Regions from separate parts of the Homo sapiens genome. Here all the other regions are linked to region 2. Evidence: read pairs that join two places in POLR2A ChIA-PET (ENCODE). Cell type or tissue: OCI-LY7. All regions are shown on one strand. Links, peaks and the distances in the headings refer to the core of each region. The heading gives the core; the rest is flanking DNA. Region 1 has its middle 14 kb from the start of PPP1R2B. Region 2 has its middle 49 kb from the start of TIMD4. Region 3 holds the start of PPP1R2B (PPP1R2 family member B). Region 4 has its middle 15 kb from the start of PPP1R2B.

The links. Peaks named below come from ENCODE experiments on the same cell type or tissue, not always from the same donor. Only the 100,000 strongest peaks of a DNase experiment are listed, where the experiment ranks them.
Region 1: POLR2A ChIA-PET joins it to region 2 with 5 read pairs; 2 of 35 experiments call an interaction of 5 or more read pairs at or near these places.
Region 3: POLR2A ChIA-PET joins it to region 2 with 5 read pairs; 2 of 35 experiments call an interaction of 5 or more read pairs at or near these places.
Region 4: POLR2A ChIA-PET joins it to region 2 with 6 read pairs; 2 of 35 experiments call an interaction of 5 or more read pairs at or near these places.

The regions. Positions count from the first base shown.
Region 1 is chr5:156,832,628-156,840,379 of GRCh38, reverse strand. No RefSeq gene overlaps it. Among named protein-coding and RNA genes, the nearest start is that of PPP1R2B, 14 kb to the left of the region's middle. In OCI-LY7, for the core only: a CTCF peak has its summit at 4,238 (motif pointing left); DNase peaks (open chromatin) are centred at 4,289, 5,239 and 5,529; H3K4me3 peaks cover 1,696 bases; H3K27ac peaks cover 2,152 bases.
Region 2 is chr5:156,910,196-156,917,947 of GRCh38, reverse strand. No RefSeq gene overlaps it. Among named protein-coding and RNA genes, the nearest start is that of TIMD4, 49 kb to the left of the region's middle. RefSeq lists enhancers at 3,195-4,140, 4,141-5,340. In OCI-LY7, for the core only: no CTCF peak of the experiment used is centred there; DNase peaks (open chromatin) are centred at 3,327, 3,727 and 4,353; H3K4me3 peaks cover 1,971 bases; H3K27ac peaks cover 4,000 bases.
Region 3 is chr5:156,847,218-156,854,969 of GRCh38, reverse strand. PPP1R2B (PPP1R2 family member B) reads right to left here and starts at 4,675. Exons shown (of 1, transcript NM_206858.3): 1 at 2,442-4,675. The coding sequence starts at 4,407. The coding sequence ends at 3,790. In OCI-LY7, for the core only: no CTCF peak of the experiment used is centred there; no DNase peak of the experiment used is centred there.
Region 4 is chr5:156,861,318-156,869,069 of GRCh38, reverse strand. No RefSeq gene overlaps it. Among named protein-coding and RNA genes, the nearest start is that of PPP1R2B, 15 kb to the right of the region's middle. In OCI-LY7, for the core only: no CTCF peak of the experiment used is centred there; a DNase peak (open chromatin) is centred at 4,709.

The DNA of each region.
Region 1 (7,752 bases), core at 2,184-6,183, 78 kb after region 2:
ATTGCCCTGGGGCTAACCTAAGGCAGATAAATCACCTTCCCATATTGGATAAAAAGTATTCCTTTGGGGTAGATGAATGGTTACAAGGCTATCCTCTCAGCCTGAATCAGCCCCTTGCCAAGCTAGATTACAGGGCTTGGCAAGATGATGTGGGTTAGATTTCAACCCCTAGATTTCAACGTGTGTCCCACAACAGGGACAGGTGTAGTACAGACTGAGCAGTGACCTGCTTGTCCAAGTCGTCACTCCCTCTCATCTGCTCTACGCCCTCTAGTCTTCTCCCAATACATCTCCCTGTCTCCAGTCTTGTCCCTCTGCAATCCTTTCTGCACACCGTAGTAAAATGGATCTTTTCAAAAATGTAGATCAGATCATTTTGCTTTCCTGATTAAAATTCTTCCTTGCTTCTCTATTGTATGTGGCATAAAACCCAGAATTCTCACTGTGCTTACGAGGCCCTTCATGATCTAGCCCCTGCTCCTATGTCTTCCCACCATGACTGTGCCCTGGACTCTCTGGCCTCATTCCCAGTCCTGAACATGCAAGTTTGTCCCTGCCTAGGGGCCTTTACACATCTTTAGATGGCTGGCTCCTTCTCATCCTCCAAGTCTCAGTTTAAACGTCACCTTTTGACAGAGGCCTTTCATGACCCACTTTTATAAAATATATACACCAATGCCCCACCACCATTATATTCCTTGTTGCAAAATTACCCAGTTTTATTTTTCTCCATATCATGTAACACAACCTGAAATTAACCTGTTTATTGTCTGCCTCTTCCAGAATATAAGCCCCATGGGATGCAAAGAAGTTGTCTGAATTCCTCGTTGTTGTACCTCCAGCACATCCTAGGGCACTCGGCACACAGTAGGCACTCAATAAATACTGTCTGAATGTGAGAGGATGGAGTCAGAGCATTGAGTAAAGGAACAGTGGAGAGGATAAAGGTATTCAGCAAGCATATGTGGGAAAGCTGTTTAAAAATATGTACTCATAAAGAAAACTTGAAAATATTTCTGTCTTTGCTTTTCCCTCATTCTTTGCCTGTGGTCTTTCCTTTTTGAGTTGAGAAAGTTGAATGGGGCTTGTTTGTGTCTGAGTTGTTAGTTTCCAGGGGACTTAGACTGTTACAGGGCACTGAACATCTCTCCCAAGCAGAGAGCAAGACCTTGTTACTGAAAGAAATTTCTGTTTGAGGACTCAGCCTGGTTGAGCCTCCTGCCAAGGTTGGTGCCAAGGTTGAGCCTCCTGCTGTCATTTGCTTTCCGGGCACAGTAGAGCTAAGCGGCATTGTTTAACCTTTTGGAAGCTGTGTATGAAATTTACATTAGCGGGGTGTTGCTGTTCCGTTACAAACCGTTTATCCCATGAATATCAATGTGGCTGTTTGCTCTAGGAAATTATCTTCTTGCTGTAGAGAGAAGCCAAGGAATCCATAAAAATGTACAAAAGATAGGAGAGAGAGTCCCAGTTTCCTTTGAGATTGCTGAGAAGAATGATTCAGGAGCAAGGTGACCTGTGTACCCTGAAAAAACCATCCAGGGAAATCCCATGGAAATCTTTCTTTCCTCTTCCCTCTTCCCAAGCGTGATTTGCAATACAAGATTTTGCTTTATTTATTTAAAAGTATATTAATGCCTACTACATAGCCTTGCAAAGAATGGGCATTTAATAAATATCTGTCTCCAATGAGCTGTCTGATGTTTAAAGATAGAGGTACTTATTAAATAGAAAACTCATCCACAAAGAAGAAATATGAACATGCAATTAAGGTAATATTTACCTAGATCTACAATTTGGCAATTTGGCACGAAGGACTTTTTTTTTTTTTTAAGAAAACTTCTCTTTAATTAGACATTTATGACCAAAACAGGAACTAAGTTTTGTTTCTTATTTTTTAATTGATAGACTTTATTTTTAGAGCAGTTTTTTGTTTACAGAAAATTGAGCAGAAAGTACAGTGTTCCCATATACTCTCCCCGCCTTCCTTCAGATTCCTCTGTTATTAACATCTTACATTTGTATGGTACATTTCTTACAATTGGTGAGCCAATACTGGTACATTCTTATTAACTAAAGTCCATAGTTTGTTTGTTTGTTTGTTTGTTTATTTATTTATTTATTTATTTTTGAGACAGGATTTCACTCTGTCACCCGGGCTGGAGTGCAGTGGCCTGATCTCGGCTCACTGCAACCTCTGCTTCCTAGCTCAAGCTATTCTCCAGCCTTAGCCTCTCAAGTAGTTGGGACCACAGGTGCAAGCCACCACGCCCAGCTAATTTTTGTGTTTTTTGTAGAGATGGGGTTTTACCATGTTGCCCAAGCTGGTCTCGAACTCCTGAGCTCAAAGTGATCCGCCTGCCTCGGCCTCCCAAAGTGCTGGAATTACAGGTGTGAGCCACCATGCTGGGCCTTAAATCCACGGTTTATATTAGGGTTCACTCTCTGTGTTTGACAGCTCCGTGTATTTTGACACATGCACGTGCTTATGCATTCATGGCTTTCTTGGCTATGGTATTATACAAAATAATTTTACCACTCTAAAACCCACCCTGTGATTTACCTATTACTCCTCCTCACCTCTCATCCTGCACCTCTGACACTTGCTCTTTTTTTTTTTTTTTTTTTTTTTTTTGCCCTTCAACAAATTATGGTAAAACCAGCCAGGAACAGTGGCTCATGCCTGTAATCCCTGCACTTTGAGAGGCCAAGGTGAGTGGATCACTTGAGGTCAGGAGTTTGAGACCAGACTGGCCGAAATGGTGAAACCCCATCTCTACTAAAAAAAAAAAACAAAAAACAAAACAAAACAAAACAAAAACTAAAACAAAAAATTAGCTGGGCATAGCAGTGTGTGCCTGTAGTTCCAGCTACCCAGGAGGCTGAGTTGGGAGGATCTCTCGAACCAGGAGGTGGAGGTGGCAGTTAGCAGATATCACAACACTGCACTTCAGCCTGGGTGACAGAGCAAGACTGTCTCAAAAAGCAAACAAACAAATTATGGTAAAGTATACATGACATAAAACTTGCCATTTTTACCATTTTTAAGTGTAGAATTTAGTGATAGTACATTCAACCACTGATCTTTCTACCCTCTATATTTTTGCCTTTTTCAGATTGTCGTATAGAATCCTACAGTGTGTTGCCAGTCAGGCTGGCTTCTTTCACTAATCAATGTGCATTTGAGGGGAACTATAGTTTTAATAACTTGATCTGAAATAGTAGCGCTGCTGAAGGATTTTAGTCATTAGAACTTCAGTCATGGGCGTAGGTCAATGAGATTTGCTGTTTGGAATGAGACTTGGCATTGAAAGGGTATTCTTAAGAAACTTGGAAAATTAGATTTCAGTAGCAGTCAGCTAGTGGAATGATTCCAAGCAGAAATAGAAAGAGAAGCTAACAAATATTTGTGTGTAAGGGCTCGTGGTTGCTAGTGATTCTGTTCTTTTAAATAGTACACCATTATTTGTTAAGATTTTTAAACTATCTTTTGTATTTAAAAATATATTTATGTCTATTTGCAAGAAGGATTCAAAGTGGCTTTGCTTTTTCTAATGAAATTGAAAAATAGAACTTCAGTTGGTTGCGGTGGCTCATGCCTATAATCCCAGCACTTTGGGAGGCCGAGGGGGGCGGATCATCTGAGGTCAGGAGTTCAAGACCAGCCTGGCCAACATGGTGAAACCCCGTCTCTACTAAAAGTACAAAAATTAGCTGGGCATGGTGGTGAGCTCCCAGCTACTTGGGAGGCTGAGGCAGGAGCATCGCTTGAACCTAGGAGGCAGAGGTTGCAGTAAGCCAAGATCACACCACTGCACTCCAGCCTGGGTGACAAGAATGAGACTCTGTCTCAAAATAAAATAAAAATAAAAAATAGAACTTCACTTTCTCTAATGAAAGAAAAATAGAATAAAATGATATAGTCATTAGTATCAAAATTATTTAAAATGTAAGACCTTATATAAATGGAAAGAAGCGATATCGAGTTTTTACCATTTTGTGGAAGAGTAATTAAATATTGGTGGAAGACAATTTTTGTTAGCTTAGGTAAGATTACATATTAAGAAAGAGATTGCTGATACACTTAAAATAAAACCAGAAATGAAAAGCTCTTTCATTTTTCCAATATTTCGATGTTCTATGCTTTGTAATAGGTATAGAGGGTGAATGGCAGGATGGAGGAGGCAGGAGAAGGAGGAAGAACTGGAGGAAACATTGGATGTGACTTCAAGTTGTAGATATCCACCTAGTGGCCATAATGAAGCAGGTACTCAGATTGTAAACAAACAGGAAGGAGTTACAGTAGCCACACCTACTATGTGCCAGGCACTGTGGCAGGTGCTAGAGACACAGTGATGGACGGAACACAGCCCCTGCTCTGCCAGAGCTGACGATCCAGAGGGGAGTTACATAATAAACAAGAAAATTTAAAAAATACATGTATATATAAACTCAGGGTCAGGTAAATGCTACAAAGACAAAGCATAATGAAGGTTAGATAGTGTGTTTGGGTCATCTATCTTAGGTAAGGTGGTCTGGGAAGGCCTATCTGGGGTGATGACATTGAAGCAGAAAAGTTAGGGAATGAGTTATGTATAGATTTGGGAGGAGATCATTCCAGGCAGAGGGAATGCCAAGTGCAAATGCCTTAAGTCTGGAATTAGACTGGCGCTGTCAAGGAACAGAGGATGGCTAACATGGCTGAGTGAGAGTGAACAGGTGGAAAGGAGCAAAAATGGAGTTGAAGAGGGAGAATGGACCACATTGTGAGGTGCTGGGCAGGTGGTTCACGGAAAGGAATTTGGATTTTATTCCAAGGACGTTGGGAAGCCATCTGGAGGGTCTGAGCAGGAAATGACATGATCTGACTTAACATTTTAAAAAAGATTATTCTGGCACCTGTGTTAGAAATGGACCAGAGGGAGAGGGGTAAGAATGGAATACGTAGGCCAGATCAGGGCCATTTTGGGTATCCATATGAGAGCTAAAAGTGGTGTGCAGTAGATAATATGAGTAGTCATGTCTGGAAGTGGTTTTTGGGGAGATGCAGTATGAAAATAGGTCTGAAAAGACTTGCTGATGGATTGGATACTGGTGATAGATGGCATACAAATAGCGCTCTTTGAATTTCAGAAGAAGGAGCATTTTACTTCTTGCTGGAGCAAGGTAAAGTGTTTCTGGGAGAGGTGGAGCTGAAGAGTAGCTAAGCAAAGGTGGTCGGGGGAGGGCATGCAAAGTAGGGAGCTGCCGTGAGCGATGACACAGAGCAGGGTGGTGAACATTCTGTTTAGAGAAAGCAAAGTTGGAGTCGAGTTCTTATGAGAAAAAAGGGTGAGAGAAATCTGCAAAGGGAGGTGGGGGCAAGACTGGGAAGGGTCTTAGACGCCTTGCTAGGCATTTCTGTGAGTAGGCAACAGGGAGCTGTATCTATTAGGAGTGTATTTAGCAGCAAGTAATGGAAAATTTGCTAAGTACCTTAAGCAAAGAAGACTTCATTTTTCTTTCATAATAAAAAACCTGGGGGAAGTCGGCTTGGACTGTGAGGCTGCTAGTGCCACAGGGACCCCGAGGCTATTTTTCTACTTTGTCATCATGAATACTATGTTGCTTTCATCCTCTTGCTAATTACCTCTTGGTCTCTAGATGGTTCTTATGTGATTTGGGCATGATCTGTACTCTGGACAGGAAGAAAGGACAAAGGAGGCAAAAGAGCAAAGTCTGTGCCAGACCTCCCTTTTTAAAATTGTGGTTAATAGGACAGGTGTGGTGGCTCACGCCTGTAATCTCAGCACTTTGGGAGACTGAGGTAGGCAGATCACTTGAGGTCAGGAGTTCGACACCAGCCTGGCCACGTGGTGAAACCCTGTCTCTACTAAATATACAAAAATTAGCTGGACGTGGTGGCACATGCCTGTAATCCTGGCTACTCGGGAGGCTGAGGCAGGAGAATTGCTTGAACTTGGGAGGTAGAGGTTGCAGTGAGCTGAGATTGAACCACTGCACTCTAGCCTGGGCAACACAACCAGACTCTGTCTCAAAAAAAAAAAAAAAAAAAAAAGAAAAATTGTGGTGTATATATATGTGTGTGTGTATGTATATGTGTGTGTGTGTGTATACACACAAATATAAATATCTTATAAAATTTGCCATTTTAATGATTTAAAACACATTTTTTATTCTGTGTCCAGACATTTTAAACTATTTTTAATTTTTCTTTTGACTGACAAATAATAATTATATTTATGGGATACAATGTGATGTTCTGACAAGTGTATTCATAGTGGAGTGAGCAAGTCAGGCTAATTAGCTTATCTGTGACCTCAAATATTTATCATTTTGTGCAGAGAACTTTTAAAATCCTCTTTTACCTATTTTGAAATATGTAATACATTATTATTTACTATAGTCCCCACCATCACCACTATTCCAAAACTTTTTCATCACCCCAAACAGACACTCTGTACCCATTAAGCAGTAACTCCTTCCTCCTTTCTCCTAGCCCTTGGTGACCTCTAATCTATTCTGTCTTTATGAGTTTTGTGCCAGCCACATTTGATCATGAAAATGAATTATTTCCAAGAATCTTTATTCAGTAGACATAACTAATATTTTTATATTGCCATCTGGGAACTGTCCCAGAGGGCGAGGTTACTCTATACCTCCTCCCTCCCTTTTCCCATCTCTCTTCTCTCCCTTTCCCTTCCCCAGTTTATCAGTTTGGAGATCACTGAAGACCAGAATAGCCTTTGGAGAGGAATGTAGCTGCCTTGCAGTAGAGTGAGGGGAAAAAATAGGAGTAGAGGCCTCTATAGAAACAGGAGTGAGGAAAGAAACATGAGTCAGATTTTTTGTGGGTGGTGGAGAGAGAAGAACAGAGGAAGATGAAGGATTCTGTGCAGCATCAGGTTGTAAGATAGTAAGAGATTAGAAAGAAAAGGGCAAAAGAGGGCATAAGAAGTATTGTTTGGGGTGAAACATTGGATCTCCTTTGGTCTAAGTAAGAATTCACTGTTAGTTTCAGGTCTGTGTTACTTTGATGTAAACCTTTTCTGTTTTTCTAATATATGGATTATTTTTCTTTAGTTATCATATTGCGGCAAGATTTGGCTATGGAATTTACTTGGGTTACTCATATGTAGATATTTACAAAATGAGACCATACTACCCAGGCTTTTTTTTTTAATTGCCTAGAGGCTTTTTCACTTTATATATAAGCATGTATATACATATACACATATAAACCCACACATATAAATAATGCGTGTATTCGTATTGATTTTTTATTTATTTATTTTTTTTGAGAGAGGGTCTCACTCTGTCAACCAAGCTGGAGTGCAGTGGTGCAATATTGGCTCATGCAACCTCTGCCCCCATGCTTAAGCAATCCTCCCACCTCAGCCTCCCAAGTAGCTGGTGGGACCATAGGCATGCATCACCACACCTGGCTATATTTCTGTATTTTTGGTAAAGACGAAGTCTCACCATGTTGCCCAGGTTGGTCTTGAACTCCTTGGCTCAAGTGATCCGCCCACCTTGGCCTCCCAAAGTGCTGAGATTACAGGCGTGAGTCACCATGCCCAGCCCATATTGACATTTTTTTAATGTCAATAAATGTATATCTACAGTATCATGTCTATTAGCTGAGTGGTATTCATATATATATATCTCATATATATTCCGTAGCTATTAAACCAATTGATAATTGTTATATAGTTTGTTTTCTGTTTTTGATTATGCTATAATAAGCATCCT
Region 2 (7,752 bases), core at 1,510-5,509:
GAGGGGCTTCTGGCTGGGTAGAAATGTGGAAAGTAAACCAGATCTGAAAGACATTTCTGTGAAGGACTTCCCAGCATGTTTACAGCAATAGCAACATTAATGGAATAAGTACGTGGTTCTCTAAATGTAGCCATCTTTGGATTTCAACTCTCTTGACATTACATTTAAGAGAGAAAAAAGTCAGTCTAATTACTTGACTGGTGAAGCCTATAGATTTTTTTGTCCTATTAGTTCACACAACACTGATCCAACAGTTAGTAAAAATCCCCCTCACCTGGGTACTTGGAAAAACTGGCCCAAGGCAGCCTGACTTCTGACTTGTTCAGTTGCAGTTGGGCAGAATGATTGGCACCAATGATGAAAACAATTAGCAGCAGATTGGCAGCTGTTTCTTTTCTTTTTCTCTTCTCTTTTCTTTTCTCGTCTTTTCGAGACGGAGTTTTGCTGTTGTTGCCCAGGCTGGAGTGCAATTGCATGATCTTGGCTAACTGCAACCTCTGCCTGGTGGGTTCAAACGATTCTCCTGCCTCAGCCTCCCAAGCAGCTGGGATTACAGGCGCCCGCCACCACACCTGGCTAATTTTTTATATTTTTAGTAGAGATGGGTTTTGCCATGTTGGCCAGACTGGTCTCGAGCTCCTGACCTTAGGTGATCTGCCTGCCTTGGCCTCCCAAAGTTCTGGGATTACAGGCGTGAGCCACTGTGCCTGGCCCTTTTTTTAAAAAAAAAATTTTTTTTTTTTTTTGGTCAACTTGGCTTTGATGTCAGCTTAAGATACTTAAAGTGACTTTGTCTAGTGTGCTAAACTCAAACATTTATTTAGAAACGTTGGGGAAGTGGGTCTAGAGCCAGGTTCAGGGCCTGAATTTCCCCATCTAGAAAATGGAGTGGGGCCAGATGGCTTTGTGTATGTAGTCAGGTTATAGTATCTTGTGAGGTAATGATACACCCAACCCTAACTTAGCTCATGCTCCCTATCCACCTTCCAAAACCACCGCCATTATCAATGTCACTACCAGCTTGGGTCTGACTAGAAAAAGAAGACGACAGACACTTCCTAAACAGAACATTTAAACTCAATGAATATTACTTTTCTGTTTTGCAAAGGGGTATTTTCAATCGATTCCCAAATGTATTTCTGAAACTCCTTGTACCGACTAAGAAACACTAACATGAGCAATCATAGTATTTTAGAGCTCGTAATGGCCTCCAGGAGCCTCTGTCCTAGTAGTTCTCAATGTTAGCTGAATAATCAACTGGGGAGCTTTTTAAATGCCAATTCCTGAGTCCTACCCTTTAAGAGATTCTTTCTGTAATTGGTCCAGGGTATGACTTGGGCATCTGAATTTTTGAAAAATGTCCCAAAGTGGTTCTAATATGGAACCAAGTTCTGAAAAATGCTGGTCTAGCCCGGTGGCTCTCAAACTATGCACTTCAGACCAGCAGCCTCCGTGTCACTGGTACTTGATAGAAATGCAGATTCATGTCCTTCACCCCATACCTCCAGAATCAGAAACTCTGGGGGTAGAGTCTAGCAAACTGTGTTTTAACAGACCCTCCAGATGATTCTGATGTGCGTTAGAGTTTGAGAAATGTTGCACTGTAGTAATTCCTAACAGATAAAGTGTTCAAGAAAACAATCTCCCTTTACCAGGGCTGTGTGGTGGTGGGCTTGGCCAGACAGAGGGTCAGGAGCTTCCAGTACCAGGGGCAAAGGTCCTGCTGCTTCATCTCCTTTAAGCTGATAGCACTTTCTGGCTGGATTCCTGCAGTATCTTCCTAATTATAATCTCTGACTTTACTCCTTTTCCTGTCTGTTCTCCATGCTGTGGCAGAGATACCCTCTTTCAATACAGGTATGGGTCTCCTGTCTCCTGTCTTCCAGCCCTTTTCATCCTTGGCCCCTAGACCTACCTAGAAGCAGCACACTTAGCTCTGCCTGGGGCAGAGGTGGCAAACTCTGATGAATTTAGAGGCCAGGCAGCTGATACAGTTGAGGGAGTCAAAGGGAGATGACATGGCCCATGATAAATCGGAGTGTATGTCCACTTAAGGGCATTAAAATTTAAAATTAGTTAAAATGATTTCCTGGGCAAGCAAAACATGGCTGTGGGCTAAAACAAGGTAGCCAGTTTGAGACTGGGGATAAAGGGTGGATTTTAGTAAAAGATGAATTAAAATAAATATATAATTCTTATACTGAGACTCCTTGATCAGAGGAGGCTGTGGATGTAGTTGCTCCTCTCATTCCCTCTTTGTGTAATCAGGATGAATTGTTAGCATCTATAAATAACTTTTTGGTATCTATTGTATGTGGGGCCCAGGAGAGAGAATTGCTTCTTTTAAGGAGCTTCACTTCTGAATGAGACAAAACACACATGGGAAATGCAATAGAATAGGCCGGGTGCAGTGGCTCACACCTGTAATCCCAGCACTTTGGGAGGCCGAGGTGGCACATCACTTGAGGCCAGGAGTTTGAGACCAGCCTGGCCAACATGGCGAAACCCTGTCTCTACCCAAAATACAAAAATTAGCTAAGCTTGGTGGCAGGTGCCTGTAATTCCAGCTACTCGGGAGGCTGAGGCAGGAAAATCGGTTGAACCTGGGAGGAGGAGGTTGCAGTGAGCCGAGATCGCACCATTGCACTCCAGCCTGGGAAACGGATTAAGACTGTGTCTGTCTCAAAAAACAAACAAACAAACAAAAAGGTAATGCAATCGAATGGAATCAATGTTGTTTTTCCATTTCCATAAGGAAGGAATGTGATGCAGTATGTGCTTCTTACAGCTAATGATTATATGGTGGATCCACAATCAAACCTCACAATTTAAAGCAGGAGTTTCCAATCTTTTGGCTTCCCTGGGCCACACTGGAAGTAAAGGAATTATCTTGGGCCACACATAAAATACGCGAACACTAATTATAACTAATAAGCTAAAAAAATCGCAAAAAAAATCTCATAATGTTTAAGAAAGTTTACCAATTTGTATTGGGCCACATTCAAAGCCATCCTGGGCCGCATGCAAGCTCAATTTAAAGCAACCTAATTCCTCACCATGGCCTTTCTAGGCTAAACACAGGAGATACTATCAATTTGTAATGAGCACCTATTATATTCTGGGTACTCTATTAACTGTTTCAAGGCAATTATCTCATTGACTCCTGACAGCAGCTCAATAAAGCGGGTATATTATTTTGGCTTTGGAGCTAAGAAAACAGAAGCACAGGCAGGTGAAGGAACTTGCTCAAGGTCACGTCGTCCAATCTCCTGTAGCAGAGCCAGGTTTTGAACCAGGCTTGAAGGACTCCACACTCTAACCACTACCCTGTACTTCACAGTGAGGGCTCCAATTCCAGACTTCATGCATATGGCTCTGTAACACTGACCTGCATTGGACTCAAATGGATTTCAGTGTCCTCTGATCCACAGCAACCTGAGTATATCAATGGCTTTCCAGTTACAACCCCATTATAGCTCAATCTTCCCTTGTCCCCATATTATTTACTCAGAATCTGATTTGCATTTGCAGAGGAAGCTGTAAAGGGAGAACCTGGCAGGAAACTTAATGAAGCCAGGTGGGACACATTTAAATGGGAATGTGTTGAACTAACTCATGAAGAGCTAAAGCCAGCTGTCAGCAGGCTTAATGAAAGGTTAACAGGAATCCAGCAATGGGTGGCTGGGGAGACTCTTTGTCTCTCTAAAGAAAACAGGAAGTTGAGAAGTGGGCTCCCTGGGTGGAGGTGAGAGCAGAAGGAGGAAGCCACTCAAAACCGAAAGACTGGGTCTGGAAATAGAGCTTCATTTAGATTTGTAAATATGTTACAGCCTTAAAAAAAAAAAGCACTGTGAGTTCTCAGCTCTCTGAGCATCAAAGGACAGTGAAGGGAAGTGTTCCCGAATAAGATGAATGCTAATGCTATCCAGAGGGAGTTTGGGGAGCACTGGAAATGGCTGCTCGCAAAACAGAAGGTGGATTTGCTGCTTGTGCTGAAAAGGTGCTATTGTGCGGTTATATGCATTATCCATACTGTATGTGAAATAATGGGGTGGGAGCACAGCAAAGACTCGCACACATCTGTCAGTTTCACTCCCATTTTCAGCCAAGGAAACTGAGGCTCAGAAAGGGGGCATGAGTTGCCCAGGTCCCACAGTTAACCAGTGCTAGAGCAAAGCACTAAACTGTGTTTTCTAGACTTGTCTCTGTGGCTAAGATTCTGGAGTTTTCACAGAATCTGCCCTGTTATTGCCCTTCTGGAGTCATGTAATTAAGTTCTTGTTGGTGTGGCCATGCAATTCAGCGTTCCTTTTCCGTAAGCCATCTATCTTAGCACACCCCTGGCTTTATAGTGGGCTGCTGCCCCCAGGAAGAGGAATCAGAATGCAAAAAGCGCACAGCTTGGCTGCTCTGCTGCTCTCCTAGCAGCACCATAACTATGGTGACCAACTTGTCTCAATTTGCTCTGGGCTTTCTTGGTTTTAAAACTCAAAGTCCCACATGCCAGGAACCCCTCAGTCCTGGGCAAACTGGTGTAATCACCCAATAGGTTCTTCCTGTGCCATCTGCACAGACAAAACCAGTTCATTGAGAACACGGCATTGCAGTAGAGAAAAAGTTTAATGGACATGACGCCAGCCACATGGGAAATAGAGTTATTATACAAATCAATCTCCCCAAAGGCTTGAAGGTTAGGGTTTTTATGGACAGTTTGGAGAGCAGGGGTCTAGGGAAAGGGTGCTGCTGATAAATTGGGGATGAAATCATAGGGGTGTGGAACACTTCTTTGTGTGCTGAGTCCAACTCTGGGTGGGGCCACAGGACCGGGTGAATCATGAGTCACAAGGCCGGGTGGGATCTGTTGAAAAAATATTTCAAAAAACCAATCTTAGTTTCTACAGTAGTGATGTTACCTAGATGAGCAACTGGGGAAGTCGCAAACCTTGTGATCTCTGGCCATATGACTCCTGAGCAATAAGGGATTGTGGAAACTATGGGGTCAAAATATGTCAGTTATGCAAAATGGGGTCGACTGTGTCAGATTTCTCTCATCGTTATAATTTTGCAAAGATGGCTTCTCTTGGATGGTTGGTCAACCTAAGTCTATAAACTAGAGATCAAAAACAACCATCCTCTCAGTTCTCTCACTCACAGCCCCTGCTCTTGACTTTATTGCAGTGATCACTTTTCCTGTGACTTTGCAGTTGAACCCAAATGGAATTTAGTTTGTTCAGATCCGCTGTTAGAATAGACTACTACTAGATCTACATTTTATATCTAGACCCTTGCTATTCGAAGTGTGAGATTCAGACCAGCAGTTTTGTCATCACCTGGGAGCATATTAGAAATGCAGAATCCCAGGCCCTACCATAGATCCTATGAATCAGAATTCACCTTGTAACATCTAGGATCTCTAGGTCACTCATGTGCACATTAAAGTTTGAGAAGTCCTGGTCTAAAGCATTGATTTTCAAACTCAGCTGCACACTGGAATCACATGGAGAAACTTAAAAAATACTGATGCCTGATCCATAGATCAAAACATCACCTTGTACCCCATAAATATACACAATTATTGTCAATTAAAAATAAATTTAGGCAAGATGCTGTGGCCCACGCCTGTAATCCCAGCACTTTGGGAGGCCGAGGAGGGTGGATCACCTGAGGTCAGGAATTCGAGACCAGCCTGGCCAACATGGTGAAACCCCACCTCTACTAAAAATACAAAAATTAGCTATGCATGGTGGTAGGCGCCTGCAATCCCAGGTACTCGGGAGGCTGAGGCAGGAAAATCACTTGAAGCTGGGATGTGGAGGTTGCAGTGAGCCAGGATCACGCCATTGCACTCCAGCCTGGGTGACAAGAGCGAAACTCCATCTCAAAAAGTAAAATAATAAAATAAATAAATAATTAAAACATTTTTAAAAATACTGATGCCTGGCTCCCATCTGAGGTCCTGATTTGATTCACAACGAGGAGACATGGGCATCAGTTTTTAAAGCACTTCAGGTGATTTGAATATACAGCAATGTTTGCAAACTTCAGCCCTAGAGAGGGGGTAGCTTTGCACCAGAAAATAATGTTTCTAATTAATCAGAACAAAGCTTGGCCTAAGTTTGTGTGGCTCTACTAACCCCATGTGATTTTGCATATGGAAATCATCAATATCGCTCAAGAAGATCTGAGGCATAAAGATAATGACCAATTACTCTGGAAGAGGCCCCCTAAAGTAGTTACAAACCAAGATATAATATTTAGTCTATGGAAAGTGATAATAAGACAAAAGATAATCAGAGAAGGAATGTCCTTAGGGTCGGGGTGGCACTATGAATCTCTTCAGAAGACACTAGAAAGATGTCTTGACACCAAGATTGTAAGAGAAAAGTGGGAGATTGGTTAAGTGGTAATCTTTGTTGCACAATAAGGAACTTGGTAAAAAGGCAACTATATTTTCTTTTGTACTTAGATATAATGGGAGATCTTCTGTAGGGAACAAGCAGTCATTCATTGTCTCAGTAAGACTGTATTCTTTTGCAAGTAAGAGAATACGAAAAAATAATGATTTAATTAGCAAAGACTTTGAATCATTTCACATAACTAGAGTTGGGACTTAGGAGTGTTGTAGGATTGGGTTCAGCAGCTTCACAAGAATGAGGTGTTAGTCAGGTCTCTGTGTCTTCATTGGCACTTCTCTCCTGGTCACAGGATGGCTGCCACAGCTCTGATATGTCCTCCCACAAAAGCATCCCAAGTAGAAAGAAAGCCCTGGCAACACAGCAAGACCCCATCTCTACAAAAATTTTTTTAAAAAATTAGCTGTGGATGGTGGCATGTACCTGCTCACTTAGCTACTCAGGAGGCTAAGGCAGAAGGATTCCTTGAGCCCAGGATTTTGAGGCTGTATTGAGCTGATTGCACCACTGCACTCCAGCCTGGGCAACAGAGCAAGATCCTTTCTCAAAAAAAAAAAAAAAAAAAGAAAAGAAAAGCCAAGTAGGAAGAAAGGAAGCAGGTGGCAAATGGGGCTTTTCTTCTAATATGATGCTTTATCAAAAAGGGACATTACTAAAAGACTTTCCTGTGTTTGATTGTCCAAACTGGGTCACATACCCAGACCTTGGCAAAGGGAAATGCAACTGCTTAGATGACTTATATTAATCAATCATTATTCATTCTCTAGGCTATGCATATTGACTAGGATCTGTTAGCATGGGTGAAACTGGGAATGGCTGTGGGGTGGACAGTCTTGATTTCTGCCATAGTCACTCATCCACCACAAGGTTACTGGTTGTCTCCTATGTGCCAAAGGGCCCTGTGGGGAGCTGGGGCATTGTGAGGAACAAGAGAGTCCCAGTCCCTGATCCTAAGCAGCTTACAGTCTGCAAAGCCATTTCTATCTTTATCACCCATTTCATGATTCCAATTATTTGGATAATTTCTGATGTGCCTGAGAAACAAAAAGAGTGAAGGGATAATATGCTTAGAAATTCTGCATATATATAGATACGTTCTTGAACTTGTGGACCTGTACCTTTGCTGTAAGGGTCACCAGTCAATGGAGGAAGGGGCTGAAACATTCAGACCTAGGTGGTGAAGGCAAATTAGAGCAAGAATTCTTAGCTATGGCAGAACTTTCTTAGCTTGGCGGAAGACAGTTGGCTTTATCACAGATGTGAGAGTAATAGAAAGAAATCTCACCTTATATTTCTATGCTGCTTCATACTTTTCTAGGCATTTTCAAACATTGGTGCT
Region 3 (7,752 bases), core at 2,464-6,463, 64 kb after region 2:
CTAATGGTTCTTTGTATTTCTGTGATTTCAGTTATTATCTCTCCTTTTTTGTTTCTGATTTTATTTATTTTGGTCTTCCATTTTTCTTAATCTAGTTGAAGGTTTCTCAATTTCTGTTTATCTTTTCAAAAAAACATCTTTTCATTTTAAAGTTGATCTGTATTTTTTGTCTTGATTTTATGTATTTCTGCTCTAATCTTTATTATTTCTGTCTAATTTTGGGTTTGGTTTGTTCTTGTTTTTTAGTTCCTACAGTCACATTGTTAGGTTGTATTTTAAAAGTCTTCCTACTTTTTTGAGGTAGGAGATTATTGCTATAAGCTTTCCTCTTAGCACCATTTTTGCTGTATCTATAGATTTTGATATGTTGTATTTCCATTTTCATTTATTTCAAGAATTTTAAAATTTCTTTGTTAACCTTTAATTGACCTGTTGGTTGTTTAGAAGCACATTTTAAATTTCAATGTTCATGTAGTTTCCAAAATTCGTCTTATTATTGATTTCTAATTTTACTCTTTGTGGTCAGAAAAGATAGTTAATATGATTTCTACTTTTGAATTTTTTAATATTTGTTCTGTGGCCTAAGGTACTGTCTATTCTAGTGAATGTTCCATGTGCTGATGAAAATAATGTGTATCCTGTAGCAGTTGGGTGATATTCTGTAAATGTCAGTTAGACCTGTTTGGTCTAATGTGTAGTTCAAGTTCAATGTTTCTTTGTGATTTTCTGTCTGAATGATCTGTCAATTACTGAGAGGTGGGTATTGAAATCCCTTACTACTATTGTACTGCAGTCTATGTCTCCCTTTAGATCTATTAATGTTTTCTTCATATACTTGGAAGCTCTGGTGTTGGGTGCATAAATATTTATATTATATCTTCTTGCTGAATTGACCCCTTTATCATTATATTGTGACCTTCTGTGGTCTCTCTTTACAGACTTTGACTTGTCATCCATTCTGTATAAGCATAGCTACTCCTATTCTTTTTTGGTTTCTGCAGGCACGGAGTACCTTTTTCCATTCTTTTACTTTCAGTCTATGTGTTTCTATATAGTTGAGGTGGGTTTCTTGTAGGCAGCATGTAGTTGGGTTTTGTTTCATTATCCATTCAGCTACTCCATGTCTTTTAATTGGAGAATTGAGTTCATTTACATTTAGTGTTATTAAGTAAGGATGTACTACAAGCAAACATTCTGTTGCTTGTTTTCTGGTTGTTTTGTAACTCCTTTCTTCCTTTCTTACTGTCTTTGTGGTTAAGCGATTTTCTCTGGTAGTATGTTTTAATTTGTTACTTTTTATTTTTAGTGTATCTTTCATAGTTCTTTTTTTTATATTATTGTATTTTATTACCGTATGCGTAGTGTATACTAACTTAAAGGGAAAAATGTAAACAAAATCAAAGTCATGGGGAAAATGGCATCTTGCTTTTCTCTTCAACTGAAAGTTACCCTTAATAATCCATTTATACCATTATGTCAAATTTTAGTCATCTCTTCAGAATTTTAGACCAATGAAAACGGACAAGGTAACACCAGAGAGTTAAGCACAGAAAGTGATACTGATTAAAAAGTTGAAAGTAAAATCTACCTTGGCTAGAACTGAACATTCAGATCTGTCTCTCCAGAGGAAAATCTAACTTGAATCATAATGGTTCATATTTTGACTAGTTCATACCCTATCAATTAGCGACTTATGACTTGAACATACCTTTTCTCAGCTGCATGTGACAGCCTAAAACCCCACTGAGCATGCTGCTTGGCATGCCTTACTCCTCTGAAATCATCTACTTTCTAAAAACCAGAAAATGAGTTTGCTTGTGATTTAAATTTCAAAAAATAGTTTGTAGAAAACACAAAAAGAATCAACTGTTTAAAGTCTTATCCTTTTCTTCACTCTACAACAGCTACTTCTACAAAAAAGAGTATGTGGACACTTTCTAAGAACTCAGAAACAAGAAAACCAAAATCAGAGGTTGCATGAATATATGTGCACACATATGTACAGACTTAATCTCTACATCCCCCAAGACAGATTTAAACAGGTAATCCCAAAATTCTAAATTCAGAAACCAGAGATAAACAGTTTTGTTTCTAAATCAGTGGTATTACTAGATGAAATGTTTAGAATACTGCACTTATAGTTCAGCAGTACTTTGATTATATATCTCATTTAAAAAAATCAAAATAATAACCACATTCTTCTAACAGCAAAGAATTCTCCCACTTTTTATTTATTTTGAAATACTGATATTTCTATAAACCTGCAAGTGGAAGATAAGCTGTTCAATAAAAGCCTTATTTTATATATATAAATATATATTATACAGACATTATTTTAGAAGTCTGTTCATATAACAGATTATTTTGGTACTAACGAAAATTGTATACGATTCATCAATTGTATGGCTAGAAATGAAACCATAACCAAACCAAGACACACAGGGCTTTCCTGCACTTCGTTTAAGGAAAATATTCCACATAATTCTTACTGCGTTAGAGGAATAAAGTACATTTGTCATAGTATACATTATCATATTCCCTTAAAGCAGGGACTATTTAAAGTTTTTAAATTAAAAAATGTCCAGGCTTACTTCTGTCTGTACATTCAGGAATAATCATATCACTGGTTACATACAATTCTCATGCAAAGAAAACCCTCAAAAAACAAAAAAAAACCCTCGGTTGTTTTCTTAAGTCTAATTAAGCCAAACTAATAATAGCAATTTAATTAGCAATCTGTAAATCGAGAGGCATAGAAATTCAGCAGTTAAACTGTATTTCCTGCCTATAGTACTGCTGCTACTCAATCTATTTTCTTCATGTATTAGAAGAATTCATAGGCATTGATGGTCAAAATAAGAATTTCCACACAGCAGCAAATGACAGAAGAGTGACAGAAAGAGTTCCTAATGTCGTGACAATCTTAATGATCCTTTAAAAGGTAAAAGATTGTGTGTGTATGTGTGGAAAGGAGTAGGAAATAAAAGCAGGAGGTTAAGACAGGTATTTAAAGGGAATGGCGAGATAGCTACATTAGAATATTTATTTTTTAAAAAACTGCTCTGAAGTCTGCCCAGTGTACCAAAAACATTAAAAAACAAAAACAAACAAACCCCCTGCCAAAAAACAGAGCAGACATTGGTGAAAGTTTAACCTGATAATTTATTTGTGGGGAAAAAAGCTAGTTTTGATGAGAAAAAGTTCAGTCCTTTCCTTGTAAACACAAAGAAACTCAACAGGAATTTTAAAGGTAGTAGGTCAGAAAATGCAACAGTAACTCTTACAATTCTTTTCAATTAAACAGACAAATCAAGTTGAAGAGAAGTGTTAAAATACGATTCAGCTTGAATATTTATAAGTCTATATATCCTGTTGTTCAACTGGCTTTTGATTTTTAAAAAAACAAATCAACAAACTTTGTAAGAGCTACCACATTTCGAGTGATGAAAATAAATTAGTTCCCCCCCAAAGATATTGCTTAACTTCTAAAGCATAAAAAGCTCTATAATATCTTATACAAATTAACCAGTGTTCTTATGAAAGTAATGCAGTTTTGGACTGATGATATTACACTGTATTTGTGGTAAAGTACTAGGCATAAGAATATATATATCAATTAGGCATTTTCAGTCTAATTAGTCTCTAAGTTTATCATTTAATTCTTGGCAATATATAATAACTGGTATGCATTTTGGTACTTAAGTCATGAATTGTGGAGAACAAGAAGCAATGTATTATAGTCACAGGGTTTATATCTAACAAACAATTGCAGTGTTGAACAAATCTCTTCTATGAACTTCGTAATTTGTTTTGCTGTTGGTCACTTGGAGTAGATCCTTGATTTGATTCTTCCGTATTCATGCTTTCTCCATCTGCAGTCTCTAACATTTCTTCATCTTCATCATCATCATGTAGGTCTTTTGAAATTAATTGTCTGGCTAGTTTGATATTGAGTCCTTCATTGTAGTGAAGCTTCCTTCTCATTTCAAATTGTCGCTTTTTTTCTCGTTCTTCAGGTGAGAGGTCACTATCCTCCTCTCCACTGCTTTCTTGTTCCTGAATCCGGTACTTTGGCTCCAAGCCTTCAGCAGCAGCTAATTTCTTGGCTAGGATGTCTGGCGCCATGGCTTCAGTGGTCTCGGTGTCCCTACACGCATCTTCATCATCACCCATCATACTATGGTAAGGAGGGCTTGGTTCATCTATTTTCATTAAACCATAGCCTTTGTCTGCTGGATGATAGGTCGCCAAGATGTTAATTTCATCCCACTTCTGGGATTTTTTGCTCAGCTCCTCGTCGACACTCCTGCGGGGCTGTTCGGCCGACGCCACCATAGAGGAAGTCGTAGAGGTCTTGTTCTTCAAGATCCCCTTGATGGGCCGGTGGGAGGCCGTCGAGGCCGCCATTGCCGGGCGCTCCGGCTGTCGCCTCAGGGTCGCTGCTTGGCGTGGGGTCCGCGAAGAGAAGGGTCGGCACAGCAGAGACTCGCAGGCAGCCGCAGAGCCCGCTCAGGGCTAAAGCGGCCGCACCTGCTGCCTCGGAAACGGCTACTGGAGCGGTTGTCACAACGACCCCGACGCCAGAGCCAACGCCGAATGGGTGGCGGCTCCTCGCGCACCATTAGCCGCCGGCACTTGACCCGCGGCTCGCGGAGAGATGCCGGCCTAGAGCTCCGCGGGGAGTGGTGGGTGGGGGGTGGTGGGTGTGGTGGGGGTGGGGGGGGTGGAGCAAATCCGACGCCCTTTTTCATAGTTCTTTTGTACTGTGGACACCATGAGGCTTACAAAAAAAAACATCTTTATAGATGTAACAAGTTGTAAAGAGATGAAAACTTACAGAGCACGAAAACACAATAGAAACAAACTTTATCCCCCCACCACATTTTGACTTTATATTGTCTCAATTAATATATTTTTATATTGCCTAACTCTTGACGATTACTGTAGCTATTAAAGTTTTTGATTTGTCTTTTAGGCTTTATACTAGAGTTATAAGTGGGTTTCACACCACCTTTACAAGTATTAGGGCATTCTGGATTTTTCTGTGTACTTACAGTGGGTTTTATACCTCAAATGTTTTCTTTTTGCATGGTGGTGGCGGTGGTGATGGTGGTTTTTCTTATCGAAGAATTCCCGATGTGGCACGGTGGCTCATACCTGTAATCCCAGCACTTTGGGAGGCTGAGGTGGTCAGATCACTTGAGGTCAAGAGTTTGAGACCAGCCTGGCCAACATGGTGAAACCTCGTCTCTATTAAAATACAAAAATTAGCTAGGCATGGTGGTGCGTGTCTGTAATCTCAGCTACTTGGGAGGCTGAGGCAGGAGAATTACTTGAACCTGGAAGGTGGAGGTTGCAGTGAGCTGAGATCATGCCATTGCACTCCAACCTGGGTGACAGACTGAGTCTCTGTCTCAAAAGAAAAAAAAAAAAGAATTCCGTTTAGCATTTTTTATAGGATGGGTTTGGTGTTGAATTCTCTCTGCTTTTGTTCGTCTGAGAAAGACTTTATCCCTCCTGTTTGAATGATAGCTTTGCTGGATACAGTAGTCTTTGATGGCAGTTACTTTCTTTCAGCACTTTCAAAATGTCATCCTACTCCCTTCTGGCCTGTGTGGTTTCTGTTGAGAAGTTTGTTGCCAGATGAATTGGAGCTTCTTTATATGTCATTTGCTGCTTTTCTCTTGTTGCTTTTAGGAGTATCTCTTTGTCCTTGACTTGAGAATTTGATTATTATATCCTTTAAAGTACTCTTATTTGGGTTGAATCTGTTTGGTGTTCTCTGACCTTCCTGTACCTAGGTATTTTTCTTTCTCATGTTTTGGAGAGTTTTCTCTTATTATTTCTTTGAATAAGTTTTCTACCCCTTGTTTTTGCTCAGTTCCCACTTGAACATCCATAATTCTTGATTTTTGTCTTTTTAGGCAATTTTTCTCTATATTTTTGTTCCTTTCATTCTTTTTTCCTTTTTCTCTTGACTCCATATTTTTGTTATTGTTGTTGTTGTGTTTTGTTTTGTTTTTGGTGGAGACAGAGTCTCACTCTGTAACCCAGGGTGGAGTGTACTGGTGCAATCTTGGCTCACCACAACCTCCGCCTCCTGGGTTCAAGAGATTCCTGTGGCTTAGCCTCCTGAGTAACTGGGACTATAGGCATGCATCACCACACCTGGCTAATTTTTTGTATTTTTAGTAGAGATTGGGTTTTGCCATGTTGCCCAGGCTGGCCTCGAACTCCTGACCTCAGGCAATCCACCCACCTCAGCCTCCCAAAGGTGATGCTGTATTTTGTTTTTCTTTTCCTTTTCTTTTATTTATTTATTTATTTATTTATTTATTTATTTATTTTTGAGACAGGTTCTCACTCTGTTACCCAGGCTGGAGTACAGTGGAGTGATCTGGACTTATTGCTACCTCTTCCTCCCAGGCTCAAGTGATCCTCCCAGCTCAGCCTCCTGAGTGGCTGGGACTACAGGCACCAGCCACACATGTATAATGTGTGTGTGTGTGTGTGTGTGTGTGTGTGTGTGTGTGTGTGTGTGTGTGTGTATGTGTGTGTTTGTAAAGATAGAGTTTTGCCATGTTGCCCAGGTTGGTCTCAAGCTCCTGGACTCAAGTGATCCACCAGCTTCAGCCTCCCAAAGTGCAGGGATTACGGGCATGAGCCACTGTGCCTGGCCCTAACTCTGTATTTTCAAATAACCTGTCCTTGAGCTCACCGATTCTTTGCTCTGCTTGATCCTTTCTGCTGTTGAGAACTTCTAATAAATTGTTCAGCTCAGCAAATGTATTTTTCAGTTATGAGATTTCTGTCTAATTTTTCTTTAAATTTCAATCTCTTTGTTAAATTTCTCTGATAAATTTCTAAGTTGCTTTTATGTGTTATCTTGGAGATACTGAGTTTCCTTTAAATTGTCATTTTGAATTCTTGGTCAGAGATTCCGTATCACCATCCTATTAGGCTCAGTCACAGGTTCCTTGCTTTGTTCATTTAGGGAGGTAATAGTTCCCTATTTGCTGTTGTTTATTGTGGATATACATCTGTATTTTTGCATTAAGTGATTATTTCTCTCTTCTTTCTCTGGCTTGTTTTGATTATTATTGGATATGTTTGCTTAGAGGTTCTTTGAATTTACCTGCTGAATTTCTTTATTTCCCCCACTGGTTGCTGCTTTCTCTTTAACACTAGATTGTGCTTTGAGCCTAGGTTTTCCTTGGCTCCAGTTAATGATCAGAGCACTGCCCATCCCAAATGGGGAGGTGCCAAAAGGGATATCCCAGCTGTGTGGGAAGGCTGGCTAGTGGTTCATGCCCAGGGGACCTGTGGACTATTCCTCCTACAATGTACTGCTGCTGAATAGCTACCCTGATTTGGCATCTCTTTTGGCTGAATTTCAGATGGAGTTTCTAGGGCTGGGGGTAATAGTCCCACTCTCCTCCTTTATCTATGGCTGTCCTCAGGTATATTTTTCCTTTCAGGCATTCATGATGCTTCCCATGCGTTGAAGCAGAGAAAGGTCTCCTGTCAGGAAACTTAAGGTGGTAGGGGAAGCTGGTGGTTCACCTCAATGTCACTTTTTTTACTGTAGAAACCATCAGTCAGGGGGATATTTTCTATGCATTTTGCTGTGGACAGATGGGAGTGTGGGATGTTGAAGATATAAAAGTCCAATTCTCAGACCATCTTCTTGTTTTTTTTTTTTTTTTCCACCTCTTTGTGGCCCTAGGAGCTGTCTCATCTTCATATTTGAGT
Region 4 (7,752 bases), core at 2,430-6,429, 50 kb after region 2:
CCAGATCATGCAAGAATTCACTCACTATTGAAACAACAGGACCAAGGGGGATGGGGTCAAATGATTCATGAGAAAAGGCTCCCATGATCAACTTGCCTCCCACCAGACCCCACCTCCAACACTGGGAATTACAATTGAACATGAGATTTGGGTGGGGACATAGATCCAAACCATATCAGGGTGTTTATTATTTTCACCTAAGAAGTCAGGAGGTGGGGCTAGTGTAGTTGTTTAAGGATGTCTTCAAGAACATAGGCTCCTTCTCTATTTCTGTTCTCATCCTTAGTGTGAGGCTTTCAAGGTCAGGGTTACAAAACGACAGCTGCATCTCTGAGCATCACATCTGCATTCCAGTCAAGAAGGCAAGTGAGAGCAAAGGGCAAAAGATAAAAGCTCCAGTGTCTAGCTGCTTTAAAGGAGGCTCAGGAAGCGCCATCAGTGACTTCTGCTCATCTCATTGGCCAGGACTGGGTCACATGACTCCTTTCAGCTGTAAGGGAGGATGGGAAATAAGTAATAGAAACATTATTATACTGAACAAAATTAGAGTTCTGTTTGAAAGTAAAAATGGGAAATGATATTGGATAGCACCGGACAGAGATGTGTATTTGTTCTTGCTGTTTTGTGGCTAAAAACAAAAATGGTCTCTGGGCAGCTTAAGAAAAAGACACAGAGACAGCTCACAGAATGGGTAAAGCCTCAGAAGGGCGGATATCAGGGAACTCTGGGAACTTTGACAGCAGAAATCCACGTGCTTTCTCTCAAGGGTACTGCTATTTATGGGACTCAGTAATGAAACAGGCTCCCAGTCACTTTGTTATAAATTTCAGATTCCTGAGATGGAAAATGCAATTGGCCAAGCTAAGGTTGCTTGTTTGCCTTCGCCCAGCCAGCTTCATCTGAGTGACAGGATCATGAAGCATAGAGAATGCCCCTGGGCTCTGGCCTTACCTGGGCATTAGAGTTTGTTCCCAAAGAAAAGTGAATTCTTGAGGGCTGGGTCGTTATCATTACTGGTTTGGGCATAGACAAATTTAATACAAAGGACAGAATGCAGTTTCGCCAGTGTTGGGGTCAGAAAACAATACCCCAAAATGAAGGCCTCAGAAGCAGCTTCAGAAGTAAAAGTTTCTCCTTGAGCTTCTCCTGCCCTTATGTCTCTGTCCTATTCTTCCCCATGGTTAGTCATGGAAACAAGAATCCCTCTTCCCCAATGCATGTCATAGAGACCAGAACTCCTTTCCTCAAAGTCAGCCATAGAACATAAAAATATTCTATGCAAAAACTGGTCATCAAAATTATCTGACCTACTTACTTTGTTTGACTGTACATCATAAGACCCCTATTCCAGAGAAGATCTTGCCCTACACTTAGAAGAAAGGAATACTGCACAGAGAGGCCAAGAAGAATCTAGACAGGACTTGCTAGATTTCCCCACTATGTTAATTAGCATTAGATCTTACCCTTTTTGTCCAATTATATTTCTACATGATGTTTATATTTTGCTGAACCTAAGCATAAACATAGACAATTTCCTGTGTCTTTGGATCTTCATTCTGAAGCCTCTCATGTATACACATTAAATAAATGTGAATGCCTTTTCGCCTATTAATCTGCCTTTTGTGAGTTGATTTTTCTTTTCTTTTCTTCTCTTTTCTTTTTTGAGACAGGGTCTCACTCTGTCCCCCAGGCTGGAGTGCAGTGGTGTGATCATGGCTCACTACAGCCTTGATATCCTGAGCTAAAGTGATCCCCGGGCCTCAGCCTACTGAGTAGCTGAGATTACAGGTGTGTGCCACCACATCTGGCTAATTTTTTAAAAATAGAGATAGGGTCTTGCTATGTTGCCCAGGCTGGTGTCAAACTCCTGGTTTCAAGTAATCCTCCTGCCTTAGCCTCCCAGAGTTCTGGGATTACAGGTATGAGCCACTGTGCCCAGCTAATGAGTTGATTTTTCAATGAACCTTTAGGGGGCCAAGGGTCTTGGCTCTTACACCAGGTTCTAGGGCTGCAAATTTCAGAACTCATCTGGGAATTTACTCCTTTTTAATAAGTTGGCAGTGTGTAGGAAGGATGTTCACATGTCTGGCTATAGATAACTAGTTTATCTGGCACCAATTCTTTCAAACAAGCTGAGGATTTATTTAATTTTTAAACCTGGTAGAATTTAGTTAAAGCCAGTAACAGTAGGTTTCATGTATGGCCAGAAGGTAAGAATTTCAGCCTGGTAAGCTTTGCACTTACGGAGATAAAGTGTTCTAAATGTTGACAAATTCCACTTGTCTTTTTGGATTATCCTTGGGAAAGAGAGACAGAGCTGAACATTCTTCTGCCGTATCAACCTTTTCCCTTCAAGAACTTAAAGATGAATATGACTTTCTTTTGTAAAATTCCATTATTTCCTTTATTACTGATCTGTTCATTTTTATACCTGGTTGTTTCGGAAGCAGAAAGTAGGAAATGTCTTACCATTTGTTTTCTTGCTACCTTTGTCCTTTCAGCATCATCAAAGGGTATACAGCATCATGATTAACAGTGTGAGCTTCGGAGTCTGACAGATCTGGGTTTGAGTGCTCACTTTGCTACTCATTGGCAATATAATTATGGGCTAATAAAACCAATGAACTTGGGCCACAGTAGGTATGACAGATATTTTTCAGGGTTAGTCCTAGCCAGTCTATTTTTCTTGTGTGTATAGGTATATACATATAATATCTATAATGCCTCTGTCCTGCTTTTATTACTTAACATTATATCTTAGAAGTCCTTTCTTATCAGCTCATATAAATCAGCCTGAATCTTTTTAATGGCTACACAGTATTACAATAAGTATGACTGTGCTGTCCTTTAGTTAACTCATTCTTCATCAATGAATGTTTAAGTTGTTTCTAAATTTTTATCATTAAAAATTATACTGCAGCCTTAGATAATCCTCTTTATACATGTATGAAAACGTATCGGGATAAATTGCTTGAAATATAATTGCTAAGTTAAAGGGCATGTGAATATTTAATTGATATGGATGTAGTCACATTATCCTTCATAAATATACCAATTAGTTTACATTTCTACCAAGAATTGCATAGGGAAGCCTGTTTCCTATATCCTCACCAACACCTTGTTTTCAAATTATTTATTATTTGTTAATAGGATAAAATGTTATTGCTACTTTTAAGTTACATTTCCTTAATTTTGAATGTGCATCTACACATACATTTAAAAGCCATTTGCATTTTTTTCTTGCTAAAAGCTATCCAGGCTGAGCACAGTGGCTTATGCCTATAATCCCAGCAGTTTGGGAGGCTGAGGTAAAAAAAAAAAAAAAAATGCTTGAGACCAAGAGTTCAAACCAACCTGAGGTAAGGAGAAACCCTGTCTTTACAAGAAATGAGCTGGGTGTGGTGGTTCATTTAGTCCTAGCTGCTTGGGAGGCTGAGGTAGGAAGATCACCTGACCCTAAGAGTTTGAGGCTGCAGTGAACTATGATTATGCCACTGCCTGCCAGCCTGGGGACCAGAGTAAGACCCTGTCTCAAACAACAACAACAACAACAACAACAACAACAACAACAACAACAACCCCCAAGTTGCCTGGGAATGGGATAGAACTTGTCCTCTGAAACTAACTTGTCAGAACTTTTTATGAATTGAGGAATTTACCTGTTGTATTATGTTGCATTTTTTCTACCATAATTGTCTTTTTACTGTTTTATGGCTTTGAAGTTTTTCTGTGGTCACAGTCATTAATCTTTTCCTTTGAGGCTTTTGGTTTACGTATCTTGCTTTAGCTGTCCCCACTCCAAATATTTTTTTTTTTAGTTGTAATATTTTCTTTGACTTTTACATTTTTTTTTAACCTTCTGATCCACTGAAATTTATTTTGGTATAAATAGGGATGATACATATTTATTTCCTCCCCCAGTGTCTGGCCAGTTATCCCATCATCATTTGTTGGACAACTGACATTTTTCTACTGCTTTTAAATGTCACCTTGGTAAGAAATTATTTGTGTGTGAGCCTCTCTTGACCTCTGTTTCACGGATCTGTCTTTTCCTGCAAAGTCGGTTAGAAAATTACATGTACCGGTTAATCCTAATGCTGAATGTACATTCCAAATTTTGTTGATAGTTTAAACCAAATAAAAGGCAAGAGGAACATTTGATACTTTTTTTTGTCAGCCTGTGGTCCTTATGTGTCACATCAGGGAGTAATATGCTTATACGAGAGATTTAATGTGTGACCTGGAAGATGAAGTGGGGTTGGGTAGAATGGGAACAACGAACATTTTACTTCCAAATAGCCAGTAACTATTTTCTAAAAATAAATTACCTTGGAGCTTTGATGAAAAATGAAGGGGTGCCTAGGCAGTGAAGGGATTTATGATGATGGGTGAAGTGTTAGAGACTCGGGGCAGTTCTTCATCATTCACAGTGTGCTTTGCTCACACAGATCAAGGCCGACTTTCACTGTCCGTATAACTCTATCTTCTGTTCTTACAGACTGCTTTGTTAGCATTGTCATGCCTCAGGGCCTTTGCACATACAGTTTATCTCTGCCTATAATTCTCTTTTCTAAAATAGCTGTTTCTTCATATCCTTCAGACTTCTGCCCAAATATTTCCTATCAGAGAGCCCTTCTCTGACCACCCTTCCTAAAATGTACTTTCAGCTCATGTTCCTCTTTTCAGAGAGCACATTACTTTCTGACATAGACATACTCTGACCTTTCCCATGAGTTCCATGAGCTAAGCACCGGAAGTATGGCCTGACATAGAGACATTCAACTACTTGTTTTATTTTTCTATTTTTTCAGCCAGTGTTTTGCTCTGTCACCCAGACTGGAGAGCAGTGGCATGATCTCAGCTCACTGCAACCTCTGCCTCCTGCGTTCAAACGATCTTCCCACCCCAGCCCCCCAAGTAGCTGGGACCACAGGCGTGTGCCACCATGCCTGGCTAATTTTTGTGTATTTTGTAGAGACAGGGTTTCGCCGTGTTTCCCAGGCTAGTCTCGAGCTTCCGAGCTCAAGCAATCTGCCTGCTTCAGCCTCCCAAAGTGCTGGCATTGTAGGTGTGAGCCACCGTGCCCAGCCTGAACCACTTGTTAAATGAGCAAATACACATTGCTATCTTCTTCTCTTCACTGTTTACTAGTGTGCAACTAAGAAGTTGCTGAAATGAAATGAGGCTTGAAATTGCTCCATTTGGAACCAAAATACTAGATTATCTTTTTTGTTTTGTTTTGTTTTCCTTTGTTCTAGGAAAGTATGACCCAGACATTGAGTGCTGAGAAGGTTAGCTCTGCTCAGATGGGTATTTGTATCTGAGAAATATTATTTCCAGGATGGAGGGGATGCTGGACTAGAAGGCTCAAAGGGCCATGACCCCTACCAGGAGCTATAAAGCAAGCAAGGGACAACTCTGCTTTATGAGTATGTGTCCAAAATGATGCATGCACACACTGACATGTTTTTCTTAGTATATGAGGGACTTCATTACAAAATCCTAAATCTCTATTTTTCTGAACCTTCAGCTGTTCATGTTTTCTCCATTGGTATGATATAGGAGGACGTGAGATAAAGAATAATACTTTTAATAGCCCTTTAATGACCCAGAATCTTTGCTATCATTGAGATTTCTATGTAGGAAGAACTGGGGGTAAAATTTTACTGTAAGTGGTAGTTAGGAGACTCTCCTAAGGCTGAAGGCTCAGAAAAATAGAGACTTAGGATTTTGCTTCCTTTGATTTTGCATCGTTTGCAGGGATGGGGTTTTGCCACATTGCCCAGGATGGTCTCAAACTTCCGGGCTGAAGTGATTTTCTTACCTTAGCTTACCAAAGTGCTGGGATTACAGGCATGAGCCACATCTGGCCACTGATTTCTTACTTGGTATTTTTTTCTCTCATTTCTCACTCTTTTTCTTTTTTGAATGAGAAACTAGTGGTTTGCCTATTTTGTTGCTATTTTTAGTAAACCAGCATGTTGATTTCTTGGTTCTCATCTTTTTTCTGTTTCCAACTTTATTCATTTATACTTTTGTTTTGATTTTTTCCCCTTCTGCTTTCTTTGTTGTACTTTTGTTGATATTACTTAATTTATTGACCTTTATTCTTTACTTTTTATTCATATATTTTGTTGATTAGTTAGTATTTATTGACCCTTATTCTTTACTTTTTATTTGTATAATTTTTATTTATACTTTTATTATTTATACTCTATACTTTGTATTTATAATCTGCATAAATAATACAAGTATGAATAAAATTAGTTTTTTAGTATATTTTGATTTTTACTTTATTGATCTTTACTTTTTACTTTTTATTGGTATTAATATTTAAGTTATACGTGTTCTACTGATTTTTGTTTTTTTGTTTTTGTAGAGACACAGGGTTTCACAATGTTGCCCAGGCTGGTCTCAAACTCCTGGCCTCAAGCGATCTTCCTGCCTCAGCATCCCAAAATGCTGGGATTATAGGTGTGTGAGCTACTGCACCTGGCCTGTTCTGCTGATTTTAAAGCTTCATTTATGTTTCATAAATTCCAAAATTTTAGCAACTCTGCAATTTTAGTTTATATTTTTCTTTTTACCTAAGCATTTTTGAATAGGAGTTTTTACAATTTCTAGCAAGAACTTTTTCTACTTTTTGTTATAAATGTCTTATTTGATCTCACTGTGCTTACCATATGCATTGTTCTATCCTGTGGGACGTACTGATTTCTGTTTGTGTGATTCAATATATAGTACTTTTTGTGTGTGACCCTATTCTATGTAGCCAAAGAAGAGGTATACTTTCTATTATCAGTATATAAAGCTTACCTTATATTCATCAGATCTATGAATGATTTTTGGAACTTCTACATGTTCACTTAGCTTTCTGTCCTCTTGGTTTTCCTTTGACTGAGATTTGTGTGATAAAATTTATTATTAGTGTGTTTATTAATCTACTTATCACGGCATCTTTTGTAGTTTCTGCTCTATGAGACTGATGGCTGTGTTATTTGGGTTCCAGATAGTCATAACTTCTATCTTAATTGTGGATTGTGTCCTATAACATAATAAAGGCCTTCCTTCTTTTGACTCTAGTGTTAGCTTAGGTTGTTTGCTATCAGAATCACAGCTATACTTTCTTAGTGTTTACATTTACCTGGTATACCTTCACCCATCTTTTTACTTTTAGCCTTTTTGAATCACTTAAGCATGCCTCTTGTATACAGCATAGAGACGAGTTCACTTTTTTAAGGACTGATATGTTTGGTCTCGTATAGCTCATATTATTTTTGTTACATTTACTGTGTTTATTTTTGTATATGGTCTATTTTCTCAATTAAAATTTGGAAGATATATATTTTTGTGCTACTAGCAATCTTCATACTAATGCCTTTTTTCAACCACCTATTCCCTATGAGACAATCATTATTTACTTCTCTTTTGTTTTTTCTTTTTTCATTTTGAAGTTGTGATATTTCTACCTTGACAGAACTCTAAACTTTTCTCCTTTGTTTTAGTCTCAGACCTATAATTAAACATATTTTCATATGTAGATAAAAAGACCATTAATTCTTTGGCCAAAGTTTGCACAATGATCTTTTCATTGATAGAGCTTGTCTTTTATGTGCATACTAATCCCTTGAGGATCTTGTTAATATGAAGATTCTGATTCAGAAGCCCTGAGGTAGGACCTGAGATTTTCCATTTTGTTTTTATTTTGTTTGTTTTGAGACAGTCTCACTCTAATGCACAGGCTGGAGTGCA